Regions from separate parts of the Homo sapiens genome. Here region 2 is linked to region 1. The links are chromatin contacts, found by Hi-C or POLR2A ChIA-PET in ENCODE. All regions are on one chromosome and are shown on one strand. The core of a region is the stretch at or near the end of the contact, and the rest is flanking DNA. Distances in the headings are between cores, read along the strand shown.

Region 1 (7,615 bases), core at 3,553-6,052:
CAGAGAAAGGCCTAGTCTCTAATAAATAAATAAATAAATGAAAGAGGACTGGATGAGAAATCTGATCACAGCCCTGTGATGCTGACAACTCACTTTCCCTCAGTTTACTAATCCATAAGAAAGGATGCAGAGTGGAGGAAGGGGACTAGATGGCTTCTCACACTCTACAGTGGTGGTTCTCAGTGTGTGGTCCCCAGTCAAGTAGCATCAGATTTACCTGGGAACTTGTTAGAGATGCATATTTTCAGGGTCCACCCTTGAACTACTGAATCAGAAACGCTGGGGTGGGGCCCAGCAGTTTGCAAACCATTGCTCTATGGCAAGGTCTTTATGGCACCCAGTACCTCCTAAGCCTGCAACCTGCCCATGGCAGAGCATGTGATAGCATGGCAGGCCACTGTGCTTTGCAGAGCTCTGAGGAGTGCTCTTCACATTTCAGGCATTGTAGATCTGTAGAGTTATTAAGACAATTTTCTGGTAAACCGAAGTAACATGTCTTGAAGAAGGGACACCGTTTTCTAATTGGACTGGAGGTGAGACTTGCAGGGGCCAGATTCAGGGCAGTCTGTGCTTCCCTGTGAGACCGCCCACACCTTTCCTCCTGGGCGTGTGCTGCTGTACTGTTCTTGCTATTTGAAAGCCTGAAAGGAGAGATTCCACTGGAACTTGCCTCCCCTCACCAGCCCTCCTCCAGAAGGGATGTGTTTCCGGTCCAGTGACGCAGAACTGGAAGGACCCTTGGATACTTCCTCACCCAATCACTTCATTTTACAAATGAGGAAACTGAAGCCCAGGGAGATTAAGAGACTTGCTCAATCAAGGATATAGAGAATGAGTGGCACAGCCAGGATAAGACATGGGTTTTTATTAGAGGTATAGCCCTGCGAACATCTGCATTGAGTGCTACTCAGCCCCAATTCTGAACATGTTTCTTCTTTCAATCCCACCTCCCACATCTATCCCCAACACACACACACACACACACATGCGTGCGCTCACACACATATGCTCTCACACACTCACACACACACTCACATGCACACATTACTCTAGGGCTCTCATGGTTCCCTGCTATCTCCCTTTCCATACCCAATAGGAGGAAAGGACATGAAACTCAGTCCTCTCTAAAGCCCATAGGACTGATGCTAACTCCAAGGACAGTCTTGGGCAGTATAGGGAGTTGCTTTTCATTGGAAACAAAGCCTCCAGGTAAGGTAAGGGTCCACTGGCTTATTTTTAGGCATTCGGAGCAGTTAGGGAAGGTGTACTGGAAATGGAAAATTTCCAGGCCTCCCTCCCCTGCCACATGGCTAAGTAAAACCCATTCTGCCTGCCTAGGAGATTCACAGGACCTGTGCAGCCACCACCCACCCCCATCCCTGCCAAATTTGGGAGGCAGCAGATTTAATTATTTAACTCAGCTCTGAGTCAGAGATGGCCCAAGCATCAGAGCCCAAGCCAATGCTGTCAGGGGTGAAATTACAAAATGATCCCCTTAGGCCCTGACCACATCATCCCTGAGTTATTAAGACCCAAAGCAGAAAATCAGAAATTCTCCAGCAGCCTCTGCAGCAGGCTTCCTCCCAAGGGACTGCACTATTCTTTGTGGCTCTGAGACCCACATGTGGGAGGCTTTGTCCTTCCCTCCCTTGCTGAAGTGTCTCTAAATGGGGGAAGGAATAGAGGAGGTCTGGTTGGGGGCATGGAGGGAAAAGAATGTGTTTGCCCCAACCAAGCAATCATAACCATCTGGGAACTTCTGGCTATAGAGGGAGTTAATTTAGGTCACAGATCCAGGCCCCCCAAGAGCCAAAGCCTCAGGGAGAATCATAGCATCACAGATTCGGGCACCTAGCTAATGCAGACATTACAGGATGGTAGTTAACACATCAACTAACTCCACTGTTACACCCACAGCCCTTCCTAAGGGTAAATACTCCGCTCCTTGTCTCTGCAAAAGGCAGCTAAGGGAAGCCCTGTTTTTACCATGTGACCCTATCACCCTTTGGCCAAAACTGACTGGAGAAGTGGAAGTGGGAAGCTAAACCCAAGTGCGACAAATCCAATAGTTACATGTGGTTGGTGGTTACCATAATGAACAGCACAGATACAGGACACTGCCATCATTTCAGAAAGTTCTATTGGACATTACTGGGAGACCGGCTCCCCCATTATCTTCTTTTGTTTTGTTTTTGTTTGTTTTAATTTTGTTTGTCATTCACCAATAATCCCATTATCTTCTATAATAGTGGTAGGCAAACTTATCCTGTAAATGGCCAGATAGTAACTATTTTAGGCTTTGAAGGCTATAAGTCTCTGTTACAAGCTACTCAAACTTGCCATTGTAGCATGAAAGCAAGCATAGACAATATATAAACAAATGAGTATGTCTGTGTTCCAATAAAATTTTATTTACAAAAAAAGGACAGTAAGCCATATATGACCTCTGTTTAGTTTGCTGATCCTTGCTCTACCACACTACTCTATTTATTTCTTTCACAGTGCTAAGTGTTTTGTAATAACTTGTTTACTGTCTCTCTCCCCATATCAGACTGGTAGCTCCATGAGGGCAGAGCCTATGTCAATTTTGCTTGTTAGAGAGAATCCAATACTGACATATAGTATAGGCTTAATAAAACTTTGTTGGCTGACTGAGTGAATAATGTGCCATTTACTGGACTAGGGAATGCCAGAGAAGGAACAGTTTTTGAGAGAAGATAATGATTGTCTTTAGGGACATGCACGTGTTATTATAATTTCTCATTTTTATTATTCTCTCTGGAGTCCCATTCAGCTCTAACCTTCTTTAAATCTCACTAGTTTTGAGGTCTGTGATGTTTTTCAGAGTAGCTGCTTTTTGGACTCACTCTCTGGGAGGCTGTAATTGGAGGTCCAGCCACTGGGGGGATTCCCTGGGACATCCACCATGAGCCAAAGCAGCAGGAAGAAGATTTGGGCCTGGCCTGCCCCTCCCACACATTTGTCAGCATTGGCTCCAAGAACTCAGATTCCTTTCCCATTCTGTTTGGGCTCAGCTAAATTAGAAAGACCAAATCTGTGACTTAAGGAATTACTTCATGCAGAATTTTCAAAATTTCAGTCATTCATGTGCCTCCTTCACAGTTTTAACTGCATTTCCATACCGCCCACACAGAGGCTTACTTAATATTTTCAGCTCTTTCAAACATTTTTAATGTTCAAATTAAATTGGATCACTCTTTGCTCAAAAAATCAAACAGCCTCCCATTACAGAGTAAATTTCGGAGCTCTTACCGCAGTCCACAAGGCCCCATGTCATCTGGCCCCTGGCTACTTCTCTGACCTCATTTCTGCCATTCATTCAGTCAGCCACACTGACCTCGTATTCTTGGAACATTCCAAGCAAGCTGCTACCTCAAAGCCTTGGCTCAACCTACCTAGAATGCTTCATTCCTCACACATCATTCCTCAGAAGGGCCTTCCCAGGCCACCCTATATAAAATATAAAATAGCAGCTCTGTTTGGTCTTCCAAATAAGTTTTAGAATCAGCTAGAAAAATTAAACACACACACACACACACACACACACACACACACACACACATTCAGAATATTGATTGGGATTGCATTAAATTTCTAGAATAATTTGGAAGAACTGACATCTTTATCATATTGAGTTTTCTTCCCATCCATGCTGGATCTTATTTGTTTAGGTTTTACTTTATAGTTTTCATTAAAATTATATAATTTTCTTGATAAAGACTAGGCGTACATCTTTTATGAGATTTATTTCTACACGTAAACAATGTTGTTGCTTTTGAAAGGTTATCTTTTAAAACATTATATAGAAAGTGCTTGCTATAATCCTGTTTTTATTTTTAATATTATTTATTTATGCCCTCTCTTCTTTTCTTCATGGTGAGTCTTACTGGTATCAGAGGGATGTTAAAGAACTACTAGCACCTAATGGAGACATTCTTCTTGATATAATCAAAAGTATTGAAAAGGAATGAAAAAGGGGGTAATTAAATATTCTTTAATGCTGATATTCATGTGGAAACTTAAAATTATTTTCTGTCCTACCAATGCTATATGACTTCCATACGGGGAAACATTGATTTATTAAATGTCATAACCACATTGAAATGCCTTTAGGGCTGTCAGTTGCTTTGGCTCACCTCTAGGGCCTGTCTTTAGCTCGGGAGTAACAGAAGGATCTGGGTTAGGAGACATGGGTGTGAAAGGTATCCCAGAGAAGAGGGGGATCCTAGAGTCTGGATAAGCTGGGAGGCCCCCTCTCAACACCCCATAGAGATGTGCTGTCTCTATGAGAAGTTGTTCAAACAGAGGGGTTGCCTAGGGCAAGGATCGGAGGTGGAGGGAGCAGGGGGTGGCACAGGCTTCCCTCCCTTTCCCCACCAAAGACTCAGGCTCTGGGTGTGAAGCAGGAAATGGGGTCTTCTTAGAATTGTTGAGGTTTCCTGGAAGCCTGTGAGGGCTGAGACCATCTGGCTTTCTAAAGTTCACTTTCTGGTGGAGGAGGGACCCCTATCTGGGGACATAGGCTCACTAGTTATAGATACTGAGGCCCTGGGGGTACAGATGCTGGACTGGAGGAAGAGGCTGTTAGCCCTGGACTCTTCCAGTCTCCACTGCTATTTACCCATGACCACACACTCCCTGTCCTCTGGTCAGTCTTTGCAGCCTGTGCTTGTCAAATCAAACTATGTGTTCTGGGAAATATGAGCATTTTAAGGCTCCGCCTTATCTGATAAACCCTTGAACTGAAGAAGGCAGGAAGCCACAGGCTCCTGGGTGGGCAGTACCTACCTGGGGTTACCCCCGACCTCAGAGGGGAAGGCAGCTGTTCTGAGTCATCAAGTAAGCCTAACAACTAACACCCACTTACACGTTCACATCATCAGAGAGGGAGGCGAAGGCCAAGTTGAATGCCTGGAACGGGGGCACTGAGAAGAGCAAAGGCTTTGGGATGACAGGGCCCAGGTTCTAGTTCTGGCTCTTCCACCTCCTAGCCATATCTATTAGATAACCTCTCTCAGTCTCTGAAAGCCCAATAACACCATGGTGCAATGCGATCCCACTAAAAAAAATTGTAGGCTAGGTGCAGTGGCTCACACCTGTAATCCCAGCACTTTGGGAACCTGAGGCAGGAGGATCACTTAAGGTCAGGAGTTTGAGACAAGCCTGGGCAACGTGGTGAAACCCCATCTCTACTAAAAATACAAAAATTAGCCGGGCGTAGTGGCGTACTCCTACAGTTCCAGCTACTTGGAAGGCTGAGGCAGGAGAATCGCTTGAACCAATGAGGCAGAGGTTGCAGTGATCCCAAACTGTGCCACTGCACTCTGGCCTGGGAGACAGAGCCTTGCTAAAAAAAAAAAAAAAAAAAAAAAAAAAAGTAATATTTTGTAAGCTCATATGAATTTTATAATTAAGAAAAGAACAATGGTAACAGTTTATTGTAAAGTGCTAGACAAATACATATTTTCTATTGTTATTTTTATCATTGTTCCTTTGTCCAGTCCTACAGTCAGAAAATATCACATAAGAAAACAATGCCTTCTTACATGTCCCTTACTAGAGGCAGACAGATTTTAGGGTGGGAGTGGTATGGGAGAAAGCAGAGGCTTTTCTCTTAAAATTTAAAAATATTCATACTAAAGAGGACTTCAAAGAGGTTACAAACCCAGGGCCAGGCACAGTGGCTCACATCTATAATCTCAGCTCTTTGGGAGGCCAAGGTGGAAGGGTCACTTATGCCCAGGAGTTTTAGACTAGCCTTGGCAACACAGCAAGACTCCATCTCTACAAAAAATAAAAAATTAGCCGGGTGTGGTGGTGTGGGCCTGTAGTCCCAGCTACTCAGGAGGCTGAGGTGGGAGGATCACTTGAGCCAGGGAGGTCGAGGCTGCAGTGAGCCATGATCACACATCTGCACTCAGCCTGGGTGACAGAGTGAGACCCTGTTTCAAAAAAAAAAAAAAAAAGAGGATACAAATCCGGGAAGCCATGGAATGGTAGACATGGAAGCACCTACAGTAATACACTCCGTATGGATTTCTCAAACACGTATGTAAAAACATAAATGAAGTTCTCAAAAAAATGAGATGTCCTGTCTTAAATATTTGCAGGATATAAGGGTCACTCAGCTCTTTTAGCTTTATTTGAACACAAAATATTTAATATTTTGCATGTAGAGAATAAGAGGTAGTCAGCATGAAAAGGGAGAAGAAAAAGATTTGCAATCAATGCTGTGTAGGAAGAAAGCAAAATGACAAATATGAGCCTACTCAGCAGATGGATATTAGAGAGACTGAGGAATAGACAAGGGGCAAATAGATAGAGAGACAGAGCAGAAAGAGGAGAAACGAAGCTGTGAAAGCAGAGACCATTCCCAGGCCCCATAGCTGGGTGACAACCTCTGAGATGATCCAAGGAGTCTGGCTCTGATTAGAAGACTTTATTCACTCAACAAATTGTTATGTTGTGCATACTGTGGGCCAGGACTCTTCTAGACATTAGAAGTACAAAACTGAACAACTCCAAACCTCTACTCTCATGTAATTTATATTTTAGAGGGAGAAGACATAATAAACAAGTAAAGCTAAAAGTATGACATGTCAGGTGGTGATAAAACTTTAGATAAAACTAATGCTGAGCGAGGGCGACAGGAAGCGCAGAGGAGAGGAATGAGGGAGAGAGGTGGGAGCCATGTGCTATTCTCTGTAGCTGATTCCATTGTCAGCCTCACCAGGAAGGAACCATTTGAGCCATGGCCTTAAAAGACCCATGTGAACTCACATGCAAAAAAATGCAATAGGAATCATCACAAAAGATGCAGTTGATTGTCCAGCCAACATCCAGTTATTCCTTCCTTCTCTCTCACAGAACCCTTCTCCCTTTGCCAAGATGCTGCCGTGTGATGAGGAGAAAGCTGGGCTCAATCTCTAATCCCAGAGGTGGATCCTGTTAGATCCCAATTAGTCTAGGTCAATTATGGCTATCCAACTCCACTTACCAGTGAGTGTGTTAGGAAGCCAGGCTTAAGCCAATCAACATAGGGAATCCCCCTGATCACTGTCATTGGTCCAGAAGCAGGCACATACCCTAAACTAGCCTAAGCATATTGAAAGGAAGGGTTTATATTTCTGTTTGGGGAGGAGATTTTTTTCTCTGTTAGATGAATGTGAACAAGGAAGCATGTTGTCACAGTTGCTCAGGACACAGTGACACAGCCGTCTCTGGACAATGAGGGAAGCTAGCCTGTAGACAGAGCCAATACAAAGAAGAGGGCAGAGCTGGGAGCACTACAGAGAAATGGAGTCAGAGCCCCGATTATTCCATGCCTGGGGCCTGCTCTACTTCAACACTCCCCATTATGTACTGTGAAGAATCTCCTTACTGTTTAAGCCAGTTCGAGTTAGGTTTTCTGTTCCCTGGTCCTTAAAGGTTCTTAACTGACAATAAAAATAATAGCAGCTAACATTTCTTGAGAATTGGCTTGTGGAGGCTCACACTTTATACTGGTAATTTTTAAAAATGTTCTAAACAACCTTACAAGGCAAATGCAACTACTGTGCTTATTTGTAAGACACAAGTGATTCTGCTAAAGGTC
Region 2 (7,301 bases), core at 934-3,433, 110 kb after region 1:
GCAGTCCTCTCACCTCACTGTCCACAGTAGCTGGGACTATAGGCAAGCACCACCACGCCCAGCTAATTTTTGTATTTCTTGTAGAGTCCGGGTTTCATGTTGTTCAGGGTGGTCTTGAACTCCAAGACTCAAGCAATCTACCTTCCTTGGCCTCCCAAAGTGCTGGGATTACAGGCATGAGCCACTGCACCCGGCTGAAAGCTTCTTTTAAAATAAATTTTCTTGTGTATATTTAACGTATGCAACATGATGTTATAAGATACACATATATAGTAGGGTCACTATCGCAGAATGAACACATCCGTTGTCTCACATAGTTACCCATTTTCCTCTGCTGTGGCAAGGGCTATAAACTACTCATTTAACAAAAATCTTGAATACAAAACACTACCTGCATTATTAACTGTAGTCTTCATGTTGTACATTAGATCTTTCCACTTGCTCAACCTACATATTTGCTACTTTGTATCTCCTCTTTTTTCCTCCCCACTGCCACCCCCTACCCTGGTAACCACTGTTTTACTCTCTCTATATATATATTTGCCCTTTTAAACAAAAGATTCCACATATAAGTGAGAGCATGAAACATTTTTCTTTCTGTTTCTGGCTTATTTCACTTAACATAATGTCCTCTAGGTCCATCAGGAAACCTATTTTAATTATAAATGCAACTTCCAAGAACGTCTAAAATAATTATATTCCATTTTCCCCAAGCCTACGCTCTCACAAGTTTCTAAATATATTGCAGCCACAAAAAGCCACTTCACAGAAAAGGTTTAAAAACATTATTTTACCTGGGGGCTCCAAACAGTGACATCATTGTCATACTGATTTCGAAACTAAAAGTAAAAGAAAAAAATACCTGTTAATAGAAGAACATTTCAAATCCCAACTCTTAACATTCATTAAGAAATATGCTTGTATTTCCATTCAATGTTAAGGCACTCTGTTCATGCAGTCTTACTGGAAGATTACTACTGTACTCAGATGTAAGCCAATTCTACATTTACCATAAACTCGTGGGAGAGGGAGAAGCAGATCTAAATGGGTCCTATTTTTCCAAACTCTTATTCTAACACCCTCCATATCAACCCCTTTAGGCTCAATTACTAAAGTTCACAATCAACTTTCTTGCCTATTTTTGCTTATGCTGCTCCCTTTTATTGGGCCCTAATAAATGGTTAAAAGTCTTCCTTTTCTTTAAGGTAGCTTAAATGTCGATTTCTTGAAGTCTTCTCCTTTTCTTCCCAAATCCCCCTAACATATACTCCCACAGCTCTTTATCTAAACGTCCCTTTCTGTTTTTATGATTAGGGACATGTATGACTTATTTTTTAATGTTCACTGTAGTTATGCCTGTACAAGTGCTGTCTGTATATTCACATTGAATGAACAAAAATGTCCTCACAAAGTTAGAGGTGGACACAAATAGCTGCAGCGATAGAACCATTACGGCTATTACGACTATTATAATAATAGTCATGGGAGTGAGATTGAGTGCTAGAATGGCAGACAGAACTGGAAACCCAGAACCCTATATTGTAACCCTGATTCCATCACTTCCCCTCTCAGCCTCGGCTTACTCATCCGCAACTAGGTGACTGGACAAAATGATTGAAAAGGGCCTCTTCTAATCGAAGTCTAGGCGAGAGATAAATAGACGGACCCACCAGGAAAACGGACGCTGTCCAGGAACACAAACCTGGGGGTCAAGTCCGCACTGGTGGTACAGGTAGGCCTCCAAGTCAAGTCTCTGTCTTCTCCTCTCCCATACACAGCACTAGGAGCTATTCTGGACCGCTCAGAATCTACTCCACTGAAGGAACCTGAGGGGCGAACTCATCTAGCTGACCGAGGAGGAAGTGTCGGAGGCTCCCCGGGAAGCGAAAGCGGTGGAAAGGCCGCACTGGCTACCGATAACCCCTAGCCCGGCCAGGCCGGAGATGCTGAATCACTGCCGGAGCCCGGCCGTCTGCCGAGGCTCTCATACCTCGTGGCACCGGGCGACGCTAAGGATGACAGGAGAGGTGGCTCGTCATCCCCCAGTCACCAGAGCTCTGCCCTAAACCTTCCAGAGATCGGGATTCAACGTACCATGGTGGCGGCGCGGGCCTGGTTGCGGCCTCCAGCAAAACTGAGAATCAAGGAGGTGCTGCCGAAAGTATCGCTCAGCGATCTACAGAGAAGTCTGCGGGAGTTTGACGGCGGCGGCGCAGGGTAGCGCAGTCTATTCCAGAGATATCGATAGGCTTGCAACACTTCCCCCTCCTTAAAACTTTCCGACCGCTCGGCGGCGGGCGGAGCCTCGGAAGATCTAGGAACTGAGACTGGCGGGAAAACCTGGCTGGGAGTGCCGGCGGCTGAGAGCTGCGGGGCAGCCCCTGTCACGTAGCCCTTCTAGGTTCCTGTGTATGGCGGATTCCCTCCAGTTTCTCCCGCTGGCGGGCTGCATCTAAAGTCGTCCGAGTCAACAGCCGTGACTCTGGGTGATACTAGCTCTCATTAACCGTCCACAGATTTGGGGTGTTATGTGACTGAAAGGAACGAGGCTGCAGGAAAGCCACAAGATAACGATCCGTTTCTGTGTGTCAGCTGTATTCTTCCTCGAGTATCTTGTTTGTGTACATGCTTTTATTTGCATTAAGGTTGGTGCAAAAGTAACTGCGGTTTTTGCCATTTGGCAAAATACTTTGGAATGCTCTTCCTTATTCCCTGGAGATGTTATCTTTCAAGGGTCTGTTGTCGTTAACCCCTCATTGTTATTATGATTGATTTCTTCCACCAGACTTTGAACTCCATGAGGGCGCTAATGTCTTTCTATGCCCCCAAAACCAAGCATGGTACCTGACAGATTAGGCCACTGAGAAAAAATGGACACTTTCTTTCGATTTATCTATTTCGTCTTTTGAGAGCATCTTTCCATAACGAAATAGTCTGACATCCACCGGCTATTTATATTCTTTGTAAAAAAGAGACTGGGTGTGGTGGCTCACGCCTGTAATCCCAGCGCTATTGGAGGCCGAGGGCGGAGGATCGCTTGAACCCAGGAGTTTGAGATCACTATATTATTTTAATACAGTGGGACCTCGTCGCTACAATAATAATAAGAATAAGAATAAGAATAAGAATAATAAAAAAAAAAGGCTGGGCATGTTGGCATGGGCCTGTGGTCCCAGCCACTCGGGAAGCTGATGTGGGAGGATCTCTTGAGCCAGGGAGATCGAGGTTGCAGTGAGCCATGGTCGCGCCGTTGCACTCCAGCCCGCCTGGGCAATAGAGATTCTGTTTCAAAAAAAAAAAAAGCCGGGCGCGGTGGCTCACGCTTGTAATCCCAACACTTTGGAAGGCAGAGGCGGGTGGATCACGAGGTCAGGAGATCGGACCATCCTGGCCAACATGGTAAAACCCCGTCTCTACTAAAAATACAAAAATTAGCCGGGCGTGGTGGCGTGCCTCAGGAGGCTGAGGCAGGAGAATCGCTTGAACCCGGGAGGCGGAGGTTGCAGTGAGCTGAGATCGTGCCACTGCACTCCAGCCTGGGCGACAGAGTGCGACTCCATCTCAAAAAAAAAAAAACAAAAAACAAAGTACTAAATTGTTCTCCAGAAATGTTTTACCAACATATACTCTCAACAGTAGTATATGAGGTTACCTTCTCTAATTCATCAACACTGGTTATTGTCGTATTTCTGAAAAACACTGTTGATTTGGTGGACTAAATTAACAGATTAAATTAATAGATTGTTCTCTTTCGTTTCTCCAGGACCTAGCACAATGCGTAGCACATATTAAGTGTTTATAAATAGTGCTAACTGATTAAATAAATGCTCATTTAAAAATTGTCATATACTACATAAACATTTTGAAAATTCTTTCCATATATATCTCTCTAGTCACATGCCTCACACAGATGTGTAATAAATATACAATTTTTAAAAATAAGATGATACTGTTTTTATTAATACACTTAAAAAGTTATAGCTATCATATGTCCATAAGTAATGGTCTATATTATTTTCAATAGTCGCATAGTATTTTATTGTATGGAAATATAATAATTTGCTTAATTATTAGTGTGCAATTCAATTGTTTCCAAGTTATTGGTATCATAAAAATACTATAATGAATATTCTTGTACATACACACCTATTGTGTGCATAATTACCTTACCTGATGAAGAATTCATAGAAGTAGAATTGTGGGGTCAAAGGGAACTTACATTTACAGTTATGATAAATATGGCTGAGTTGCAAAAAAAGTTATATCCATTTAATATTCTACGCTGCCTGAGAGTCAGTTTTCTCTGTATTCTTACCAACACTGGATATTATAAGTACTTTTTACTTTTATCAATTTGATAGGCCAAAAAAGAAAACCTGTTTCTTTAATTTTTAATTTTATTTATAGTTTTTTATTACTAGTAAAAAAATCTTTTGTTGTATTTCTTGGCTGTTTATGTTACTTTAGTGGATTGCCACTTCATTCCTTTCCTCATATTATTGTGTTAATCATTTTCTTACTGACTTGTAGGAGCTTCCTGTAATTAGGGATGGTAACCTCTTATTACTGTGTCACTTTTATAGAAAGGGCCTTTTGGATACAAATAAAAGAAACCCACTGAATCTAGTTTAAATAAAAGTTGAAGCACACATTGTAAATATGCAACAGGGAATCACATAAATATCCAAACATAATTTTTTGACTTTTTAAAAATTTACTGAGATATTCCTAGTACCTGAAACAAAGCCTGGCATATAGTAGGCACTCACTAAACATTTGTTGAATGAATGAGTGATAGATCTATCACTCCAAACCTGTCCTTCTGATAATTATTTCCTAAGCAAATATCTGGGGCTTTGCGATACATCCTTTATTCACAGCAATTGTCTGTACTCTTCAGAATGGCTGTTATCAAAGCTCTACTTGTAGACCAAAAGAAGGGGCATTTGGTTGACCTTTTTGTTAAGAATGAAAGTCCCAAGGGCTTATTAAAGGTTTATATGATTTTCAGCTCCTCTTTGTGTGTTTTGGGGATTTGGCTCAAGATACATCGTTAAAAACAACAACAACAACAACTTTTTTTTTAGAGACAGAGTCTAGCTGTGTAGCCCAGGCTAGAGTACAGTGGCATGATCATAGCTCACTGTAACCTTGAACTCCTGGGCTCAAGCCATCCTATTGCCTCAGCCTCCCAAGTAGCTAGGGCTACAGGTGCACACCACCATACCTGGCTAATTTTAAAATTTTTTGTAGAGACAGGGTCCTACTATGTTGCCCAGGCTGGTCATGAATGCCTGGCCTTAAAGTGATCCTCCCTCCTTGGCCTCCCAAAGTGCTGAAATTACAGGAGTGAGCCACCATACTCAGCTCCTCAGCTCTCAGGATACATTTTTTTTTTTTTTTTTTAAGACAGGGTATTTCTCTGTTGCCCAGGCTGGAGTGCAATGGCACAATCACTTCAGCCTGGACCTCCTGGGCCCAAGTGATCCTCCTACCTCAGCCTCCCAAGTAGCTGGGACTACAGGCAAGTACCCCCATGCCCAGATAATTTTATTTTTTTTGTAGAGACAAGGTCTTACTTTGTTGCCCAGGTTGGTCTCAAACTCCTGGACTCAAGCTATCCTCCTGCCTGGGCCTCCCAAAGTGCTGGGATTATAGGCATGAGCTACCATGCCCGGCCTCAAGATACATCTTGAGCATTAATCAGAAGCTGAAAAACTGATCAATAAAGATATTTTGTAGGAAGACTAGGTCAGCGAACATAGTACTACTTCTTTAAAGGTCATTGGAAGCCAGGCAAAGTGGCTCACACCTGTAATCCCGACACTTTTTTTTCTCCTGCTAATGCAGGAGAATTGCTTAGGGCCAGGAGTTACCAGCCTGAGCAACATAGCAAGACCCTGTCTCAAAAAAAAAAAAAAAAAAAAAAAAAAAAATGAAGGGAGGGAGAGAGAGAGGGAGGAAGAAAGGAAGGAAAGAAAATTAGCCAGGTGTAGTTGTATGCACCTGTAGTCCCAGCTACTCGAGAGGCTGAGGTGACAGGATCACATGAGCCCAGTGTCAGGCCTCTGAGCTCAAGCTAAGCCATCATATCCCCAGTGACCTGCACGTATACATCCAGATGGCCTGAAGCAACTGAAGATTCACAAAAGAAGTGAAAATAGCCTTAACTGACGAAGTTCCACCATTGATTTATTTCTGCCCCAACCTAACTGATCAATGTACTTTGTAATCTCCCCCACCCTTAAGAAGGTTCTTTGTAATTCTCCCCACCCTTGAGAATGTACTTTGTGAGATCCACCCCCTGCCCCCAAAACATTGCTCTTAACTCCACTGCCTATCCCAAAACCTCTAAGAACTAATAATGATAATCCACCACCCGTTGCTGACTCTCTTTTTGGACTCAGCCCGTCTGCACCCAGGTGAAATAAACAGCCATGTTGCTCACACAAAGCCTGTTTGGTAGTCTCTTCACACGGACACGTAAGACATTTGGTGCCGAAGACCCGGGTCAGCGGACTCCTTTGGGAGACCAGTCCGCTGTCCTCACCCTCACTCTGTGAAGAGATCCACCTATGACCTCGGGTCCTCAGACCAACCAGCCCAAGGAACATCTCACCGATTTTAAATCGGGAGCCCACTGGAAATCAGACTATCCAACTTGCCTGGCAGCCACTCCCAGAGCCCCTGGAACTCTGGTCCAAGGCTCTGACTGACTCCTTCCCAGATCTCGGCTTAGCGGCTGAAGACTGACACTGCCCAATCTTCTCGGAAGCCTCCTGGACCATCACACTTACAGTGGAGGGTAAGTCCGTCTCCTTCTTAATCAATAGGGAGGCTACCCACCCCTCATTACCTTCTTTTCAAGGGCCTGTTTCCCTTGCCTCCATAACTGTTGTGGGTATTGACGGCCAGGCTTCTAAACCCCTTAAAACTCCCCCACTCTGGTGCCAACTTGGACAACATTCCTTTATGCACTCTTTTTAGTTATCCCCAACTGCCCACTTTCCTTATTAAGCCAAGACATTTTAACCAAATTATCTGCTTCCCTGATTATTCCTGGACTACAGCCACACCTTATTGCCACCTTTTGCCCCAGTTCAAAGCCTCCTTCACATCCTCTCCTTGTATCTCCCTACCTTAATTCACAAGTATAGGACACCTCTACTCCCTCCTTGGCGACCGATCATGCACCCCTTACCATCCCATAAAAATCTAATCACCCTTACCCCGCTCAACGCCAATATCCCATCCCACAGCACGCTTTTAAAGGATTAAAGCCTGTTATCAGTTGCCTGTTA

The links. A loop is a pair of places that touch in the nucleus more often than their neighbours do. ChIA-PET counts read pairs that join two places held with the same protein, here RNA polymerase II (POLR2A). Pooled maps may share reads with other maps.
Region 2: a pooled map shows a loop between it and region 1 (8-fold over the local background). The contact joins the promoter of PSMA1 here to the enhancer-like site in region 1. A Hi-C loop is called at or near these places in 8 of 50 pooled maps. POLR2A ChIA-PET finds 5 or more read pairs at or near these places in 5 of 52 experiments (H1, HEK293, Panc1 and 2 more).

Annotation. Positions count from the first base shown.
Region 1 is chr11:14,410,534-14,418,148 of GRCh38, forward strand. No RefSeq gene overlaps it. Among named protein-coding and RNA genes, the nearest start is that of RRAS2, 55 kb to the left of the region's middle. Within about 2 kb of position 4,803, at least 5 of the 41 ENCODE cell types and tissues checked have a DNase peak (open chromatin) inside an H3K27ac peak, as active enhancers do.
Region 2 is chr11:14,518,203-14,525,503 of GRCh38, forward strand. PSMA1 (proteasome 20S subunit alpha 1) reads right to left here and starts at 2,184. Exons shown (of 10, transcript NM_002786.4): 1 at 2,095-2,184; 2 at 795-839. The coding sequence starts at 2,097. RefSeq lists enhancers at 1,977-2,591, 2,126-2,315.